Linked DNA regions of Mus musculus: all the other regions are linked to region 1. The links are chromatin loops, found by intact Hi-C in ENCODE. Cell type or tissue: gastrocnemius. All regions are shown on one strand.

Region 1 (2,500 bases):
CAAGCATTACCGTCTCTTTGCATCCTCACCAGCTCAGTTACTCCCCGACCTTTGGGTTCCCCAGGGAGGCTCCACACTGATGAACATACCTGTGGCCCACTTAGGACTTCTTCTAAGACATGAAAGCCCGAGAGGCTCAAGAGGAGAGATGGCTCAGCAGTTAAAAGCACTCACTGTTCTTTCAGAGGACCCAGGTTCAATTCCCAGCACCCCACATGGTGGCTTGTAACCATCCTTCAACTTCAGTTCTGGGGACCTGACCCTCCTCTGGCCTCTGCTGGCATCAGGCAGGCACACATACAGGCAGGCAAAGCACCAATCTACATTAAATACATACATACATACATACATACACACACACACACACACACACACACACACACACACACACACACACACACACCAGGTCACTTGCCAATTTTGAATTCTAAGTATTTTTGAAATCCCTCTTTTTTTCCAATAGCAGCTTAGTTACCAATCTTTAGATGCCACTCACTAGTCCTGTAGCCTCTCTTTTTATATTGACTTCATTTTCTTTCTCTTCCTGGTCATTGTTCAAGTGATTTTTTTTTTTTCTTTCATGTAGCTTTTTACTGTGGTGGCTTGTGTTCAGCCATCCCCTGCTGGTGTTCTGCCACTGGATCGTGACCACGCTCAGCTAGGAGTTCATTTCTACTCCTAAACTGCAGAGGGAGGAGACAAGAGTCTACATTCCCACACCGCGGGAGACACAGCCACACAGTTTTATTTCTCTCTGTCCTCCGTTTGGATTTTGTTTGGGGCTTAAGTTATTGCCGGCTCAGACATCCTATTCTATAAAGTTCAGACAACCAATTTCAAGGTACTTACCTGGCGATGGAGCACGATGGCACATTCTTCTATTCCTGTTGCTTTTAAACCCTTCTTCATGGGTTCCTTTTTATTACCTGAGAATTTTTATAGTGAAAAATTTTATTACCTGAGCGTGTTTGTAATGGAAAATAATTTTCAGTTCTTGTGTTTATACATATGCATTGACTACATTATTAAATGAAATATTACACGCGAAAGCATTTGGTATTTATATATTTAAAATAAATATTTACATATTCAAATCCCCAGAGCTGAGGGATAGCAGTGTGTTCTGCCAATCCCTTGGCAGTCCTCTTCCTCTGATTTTTTTTCCTTGGAGAGCTCGCCCCCTAGCGTTCACTCATGAGAGGACCGGTGTTCCCTCCACACCCTTGGGAGCGAGGTTCATTGAGGTTCCTGGCTTTCTCGGGGCAGTTTTTCCTTCAGTGTCCTGTGTTTTAAATGGGTGCTCATGTGGAGAATTCCATGACCCTGTGCCGTGAGCCTGGCTGTAACTGATGCCAAGGGCTGGTTTTCAGTGGGGAGAGGAGGAGGAGAGCGTTCTGCCAGCTGGGGCCCTTCAGTGGCTGACCCCAAGTGCTACATCTGGTCTGGCCATTGCCCTTCTCTCTGTGACCCATGCATCATACTCCTGGAGAGGCAAATAGATGGTAAGGGCTGGGAGTGTGTGTGTGCGCGTGCGCACACGCGTGCGCGCGTACACGTTATTGTGACCATGTGGAAGTCAGAGGACGACTTGCAGGAGTTCCTTCTCTTCTTTCACCATATGGACCCTGGGGTTTGAACTCAGGTTGTTAGGCTTGGTGGCAAGCCCCTTTCCCAGCTGAATATCTCAATGGCCCTGCTCTTGCTCCCTGAGTGGGTGTGAAGCTTGTTCCATGAGGTCCTGTTGTCTACTCTACGGTCCTGCTGATCTTTTCTCTTTGATCTTGTCTCAGCTCTCTGACAATTCCCTTTTGCTTTCAAGTATGGCTTCTTCCCTTCCCTTTCTTTCTTTCTTTCTTTCTTTCTTTCTTTCTTTCTTTCTTTCTTTCTTCCTATCTTCCTTCCTTCCTTCCTTCTTTCCTTCCTTCCTTCCTTTCTTTCCTACATGTAAGGTTTTGTATGGGATGGAAAGACTGATGTTTTGTTGTTTTGTTTTAAAATTTATTTCATTTTATGTATGTGAGTGCACTATAGCTGTCTTTAGACACACCAGAAGAAGGCATCAGATCCCATTACAGATGGTTGTGAGCCACTATGTGGCTGCTGTGAATTGAACTCAGGAACTCTGGAAGAGAAGTCAGTGTTCTTAACTGCTGAGCCATCTCTCCAGTCCACTCTTTTTTTTTTTTTTTTTTTTGGTTTCTTTGAGACAGGGTTTCTCTGTGTAGCCCTGGCTGTCCTGGAACTCACTCTCTAGACCAGGCTGGCCTCGAACTCAGAAATCTGCCTGCCTCTGCCTCCCAAGTGCTGGGATTAAAGGTGTGTACCACCACTGCCTAGCCCACTCTTACATTCTTAAGAGCCAAATCCTGTCTTACCTTTTCTGGACATTTCAGATCTGTGATGAGACACAAGCACAGGCTGCTAGGAGTTTAAAGAGTTCCAGGGGATAGATGTGAGTGTTTCTGCTCTCCACTGAGACCTCTGAGCGAACAGGGGTCAC
Region 2 (2,500 bases), 750 kb before region 1:
TTCTGAGTGCTGGGATTAAAAGTGTGTGCTACCATGCCCGGTTCTAAATAAAAATCATTAAATAGAATAAATCAGTGCACTAAGCTAACATTTCCTTGAGAGCTCTTGCCTATAAGAGAAGGATGGGAAAGCTAAAGTTTAAAGGGTAAGCAGGATGTTTTGGGTGCTTCCATTTCCCCCAAGATGTCCTGTCCTGGAGGAGCCAGCAATACAGAGAGTACAGCAAAAGAGGCACCCAAATGAGGGAGGCCTTAACTCCAGTCTTCTAAAAATGTTGGTATGTTCTTCAATTATTTGAATCGCTCCTGCCTCTCCCTGCCCAGAAGACTCCCACAGGCAAGCAAGCACTGGACAATAGGAAGAAGTGGTACAGGTGTGGAGGTCAGAGTACAACTTCTGGAAACTGGTTCTCTCCTGCCACCACGTGTGGATCCGGCTCAGGCAACTCAGTGAGCCACCTAGCCAGCCCCTGACTTTTAAATTGACAGTATGGCTTTAACCTTGAGTATGTGTCCTATGAACTCAAGCTCTCACTTGGGGTGAGGTGGCACAGATCAAGCAACTTTTGTTAATGTTGAGATCAAACGCTTCAGAGATTCTCCAAGAAAAACCAATTATTTACTTCACCCTCTGTACAAACAAACATAAAGAAAGCTAATCTCTTGTACTTCAAAGGCAAGCAGAGAGAGAAAGCGCCTGCTACCTTATTAAGAGCTCAGCCGGAATTGTATTCGTTCTCTGAACGGCCAAATGACCTTGGGTCAGCCACCTTCCGGGGACCGTTTCTAGGTTTGCAAAACGAGGGTATTGCTCCGAGGATAACACGTGGGAGCTTCTTAAGCACAAACGTTGGGCGAGCAAAGGTGACTTAACCACGCGTCCTCCGCCACCACGTGCACTGGGCACATCCCCAGGACCCGCAGACCCCCAGAGTGTGCGCAGTTGGGCAGTCCTGGACGTGCAAGCACCCCACTCTCCCCAGGATGCTCAGCTCAAGGCCCCACGACCGCGTGCAGGGTTGGGTGTGGACGCGTGGCCTCACGGTCACAGCCCAGAAGGACACTCACTGACTCGCAGCAGGGCCACGTAGATGAGGAAGTTCCGAATGGAGGAGACCACATCCTCACGCATCTTCCGCTTCATCTCCTCCGGGTCCAACTTGGGCGCGAGACCCTCGATCCGGAACATTGCGGCGGCTCTGCCTCCAAAGCTTGCGAGAGCAGCAGCTTGCTCTCCTCCAGTGGCCGCCCTGCACCCGGAACTTAGCCAGGCTCCACTTCCTGTCCCACCCCTTGTTTCTGTCCTGTGACGGGAACCTGTGAGGGGAAAATTTCATCCTGTCTTCTTGTGTCTGAAGCAAAGAGACCTGAAGGGGGCGGCCGCCGCCTTAAGTCTCTGAGCCTTGGGTGGATCTGGACTGTGTTTTGGTCCCTAGCCGGGAGAGTGCCACCTGTAAAGTTGTTTTATGCTGTAAAGTAGGGAGGTGTGTGCAAAAATATCATTATAAATAATAATAACATTTATGAAGAATCTAAGACAGTACTTCGTGAAATGCACATTTTAGTCTGTCCTTCCTAGGTTTGAAATTTAAAACAACTTAGTTGGGAATGAAGTTCGTTTGCCAAATCGTTTTCTTAGGATGCATGAAGCCCTGGATAGTGTTGCTGTTGTGATAAACACCACCAAAATAACTTAGGAAGGAAAGTGTTTCACCTAACCTGTTAACGTTATCCAGGGAGGCCAGCACTGGAGTTCAAGCTGGAACCTAGAGGAGGGAACTGAAACCAAGCGGAGACGTTGTCTTTACTGGCTAGCTGGCCTCAACCAGCTAACTTACTTTTATTGGTTAGGACCACCTGCCGGGTGGCATTGCCCACAGTGGGCTAAGCCTTCCTCCATCAACTAGTAGTCACACAATGACCCTCAAATTCACCAATAGGACAATCTGGTGGAGGCAATTCCTCAATTGAGGTTTTCGCTTCCTAGGTGTCAAGTTGACAAAAACTAGCCAGCACAGTGCTGCACACACCTGTGTTCCCAGCACTGGGCTGCTGGAAAAAAGGGGTCAAGAGTTGAAGGTCAGGGCAGTGCTGGCTCAAGCACTTGGGAGACACAGGCAGGCAGATCTTTGAGTTCAAGGCCAGCCAGGTCTACAGAGTGAGTTCCAGGACAGCCAGGGTGACACAGAAAAATCCTGTCTCCAGACAAACAAACGAATGAGTTCAAGGTCAAGGTGGAAACAGTGTCTCACACCTGTAATTTCAGCCCTCAGAAGACAGAGGCAAAAGAATTACTGCAAGGTTAGGGGCAGCCTGGGTTACAAAGTAATTACAAGGACAATCTGAAACAAACAAACAATCCCAAGATAAACAAACACAAACAAAAAACAGAGGTCAAGGTTATCACCCTCAGCTAGTGAGCTCAGACTGCTAGTGTCCCAGACACTGAAATTCTAACATTTCCCACATTTTTTTTCTGTACACTCATTTTTTGGAGGTAA
Region 3 (2,500 bases), 560 kb before region 1:
AAAGGCGTAGCCCAGATTAAAGGTGTGTTCCTTAAACTCGGAGATTCAATCTTCTGGAATCCATAGCCACTATGGCTCAAGATCTTCAAACCAAGACCCAGATAAGGATCTCCAAGCCTCCAGATAAGGGTCACTGGTGAGCCTTCCAATTCCGGATTGTAGTTCATTCCAAATATTGTCAAGTTGACAACCAGGAATAGCCACTACAGTTGCTCTTGCAGAGAACCTAGGTTTGGTTCCCAGCCCCCACATGACTGCTCATAACTCTCTGTAACTTCAGTTCCGATGGGGGCGGCAGGTTGGAGAGGTGCGGGGGAGTGGGATTCCAATACCCTCTTCTGGTTTTCCCAAGTACCAAGCATGCATGAAATGCACATGTGTATGCAGGCAAAACACCCATACATATGAACAAAAATAAATCTTAAAAAAAGAAAAGTAAAGACAAGACTTGGACTAGTCGCTTCACGCATCTGAGCCTATTTCTGAGTTGATATGTGAAGGGAGATGTTCAAGGTATGTAACTAGCCACTAGACTCTTTGCCTGCTAAGTCTTGTCTGCGCTTTGAACTTGGACAGCCTGGCGGCAGAAGGACCACTGTGTGCTCAGGAAAGGGCTGTGCTAGCTCATAGTCCCTGCTGGTTGAAGGGAAACCCAGGGAATCTTAAGGGCCCCATACTGACCAAAAAGACAAAGTAGGTGGTTTAGAGCTTGGTTTAAAGTCGCCAGAAAGCCACTAGTCACCTGTTTGAGCTATGTAAGGTTTACGAGGACTTGGAATTGCCATCGTCAACTAACAGACAGATAACCCAGAGTATAGAAGCCCAGCCAATCTACTGGTATCATCTAGTGCGTTGTTAGACTGAAAACTACAACTCCCAGAATGCCACTCAAAGCTGATCAGGAACCGGAAGTGGCTTTGGGGCGGGACCAACTGTGTTCTCTTCTGAGCAAGGTGTGTTAGGTAAGCCAAGATCTGGTTCTGAGGGTTGGCTAGAGACTGCGGGGTCCCACCGAGACGCCTAGGCACCCCACAGCCCTGGGGAGTCTGGGTCTTGCCTTTCCTCGGTCGCAGCACGCGAGTCAGTGTGACCCGCGTTCCCTGCAGCCTGGGATCTAAGCAGGTGTTCTGGTGCTGAAGGTGGTTGGGCTCAGAATGAGAAAATGAGAGACCTATGCAAACAGGATGATTGGACACTTAGCGACGGCGTTTGTGCTCATCAGGTGGGACTTGGGCTAGAAAAGGTCTAAGGCGGAGACGGCGGTGTTAACTCCAAGTATTTATTGAGAGTCTGAGTAAACGGAACATTTAATTTTATTGGAACGGTGTGAAAAAATCAGACAAAAAATAAGTAGGTGGTGTTGGATAGTGAAAATATGCCTGATCTGAGGACGTGTGAGACTAAGGGAAGAGCATGTGGGCAGAGATTAACAGTTTATGTAGACATTGGGATATTTAGTATGTTTGGGAAATAGGTAGGTCACAGTTTATGCAGACATCGGGATATTTAGTATGTTTGGGGAATAGGTATACCACAGAGCGTAAAAGAAAATGATGGAGGAGGGGCTACCAGGAAAGATGGCTCTTGCTGAGGATGGGAGTTTAGTTCTCAGCACCCATGTCTGGGCGACTCATGACTGCCTGTAACTTAAGCTCCAGACACCTGTACTGAACTGATGCACACATAGCCACATACATAATTTTTAAAAATAAAATGGCTCTGGTGTGGTGGTGCAAGCCTTTAATTCGGGAGGCAGAGGCGGGCAGATCTCCGTGAGTTCTAGGCCACCCTGGTCTCCAGAGGGAGTTCCAGGATAACCAGGGTACAGAGAAACCTTGTCTCAAAAAACAAACAAACGAATGAATGAATGAATGGATGGATGAATGGTTGGATGGATGAATGTGGGAGGCAGAGACAGGGCAGATTTGTGAGTTGGAGGCCTGCCTGGTCTCCAACCAGTATATAGCAAGTTCAAGGCCAGCTAGGGCTACATAGTGAAACCCTGTCTATAAATAAACAAACAAACAAATAAATATAAATAAATAAATAGAATCCTCTAGAAAAAAGAAAGTTGACAGAAGGGAGAGAGCCCTTAGTGATCTGTGCAGATAGTGTGTAGATTTTGGATTACGGTGAGTGAAATAGAAAATGCTGCTGACTCTGGCCAGAAGAGTGGTGTAATTCTCAAACATTTAGATGCTCTTATATATCTGCTGCTACATACTTGTGAATATATATATTTCACAGATTTATTTTGAGACAGGGTCCCAGGTAGTTTAGACTAACCTCAAAGTCTTTATGTAGCCAAGGATGAACTTGAACTTGAGCCGTGAACTTCTGACCCTCCTGTTTCTTTTTTCGTTGTGCTAGTAGTACCTAAGCTGTCACAGCTGGTTTATGTTATGGGTTTGAGACAAGGGCTTTATGCATGGTAGGCACACGCTCTCCTGAGTTACTTCCCTGGTCCTAGGATGCTCTTTACTGTGTGAGGTTCACTATA

What was found. Hi-C counts contacts between places; a loop is a spot of excess contacts. Peaks named below come from ENCODE experiments on the same cell type or tissue, not always from the same donor. Only the 100,000 strongest peaks of a DNase experiment are listed, where the experiment ranks them.
Region 2: it touches region 1 in a loop (2.6-fold over the local background); 5 of 42 quality-filtered maps call a loop at or near these places.
Region 3: it touches region 1 in a loop (6-fold over the local background); 11 of 42 quality-filtered maps call a loop at or near these places.

Annotation. Positions count from the first base shown.
Region 1 is chr4:45,854,789-45,857,288 of GRCm38, forward strand. All of the region lies in intron 1 of Stra6l (STRA6-like), which reads left to right. Among named protein-coding and RNA genes, the nearest start is that of Stra6l, 7.1 kb to the left of the region's middle. In gastrocnemius, a CTCF peak has its summit at 1,183; a DNase peak (open chromatin) is centred at 1,186.
Region 2 is chr4:45,106,846-45,109,345 of GRCm38, forward strand. It overlaps Tomm5 (translocase of outer mitochondrial membrane 5), which reads right to left and starts at 1,268. Exons shown (of 2, transcript NM_001099675.1): 1 at 1,068-1,268. The coding sequence starts at 1,188. In gastrocnemius, a CTCF peak has its summit at 1,369 (motif pointing right); DNase peaks (open chromatin) are centred at 1,309 and 1,859; H3K4me3 peaks cover 1,943 bases; H3K27ac peaks cover 1,831 bases.
Region 3 is chr4:45,296,234-45,298,733 of GRCm38, forward strand. Trmt10b (tRNA methyltransferase 10B) reads left to right here and starts at 935. Exons shown (of 9, transcript NM_027266.4): 1 at 935-962. In gastrocnemius, no CTCF peak of the experiment used is centred here; a DNase peak (open chromatin) is centred at 945; H3K4me3 peaks cover 1,036 bases; H3K27ac peaks cover 565 bases.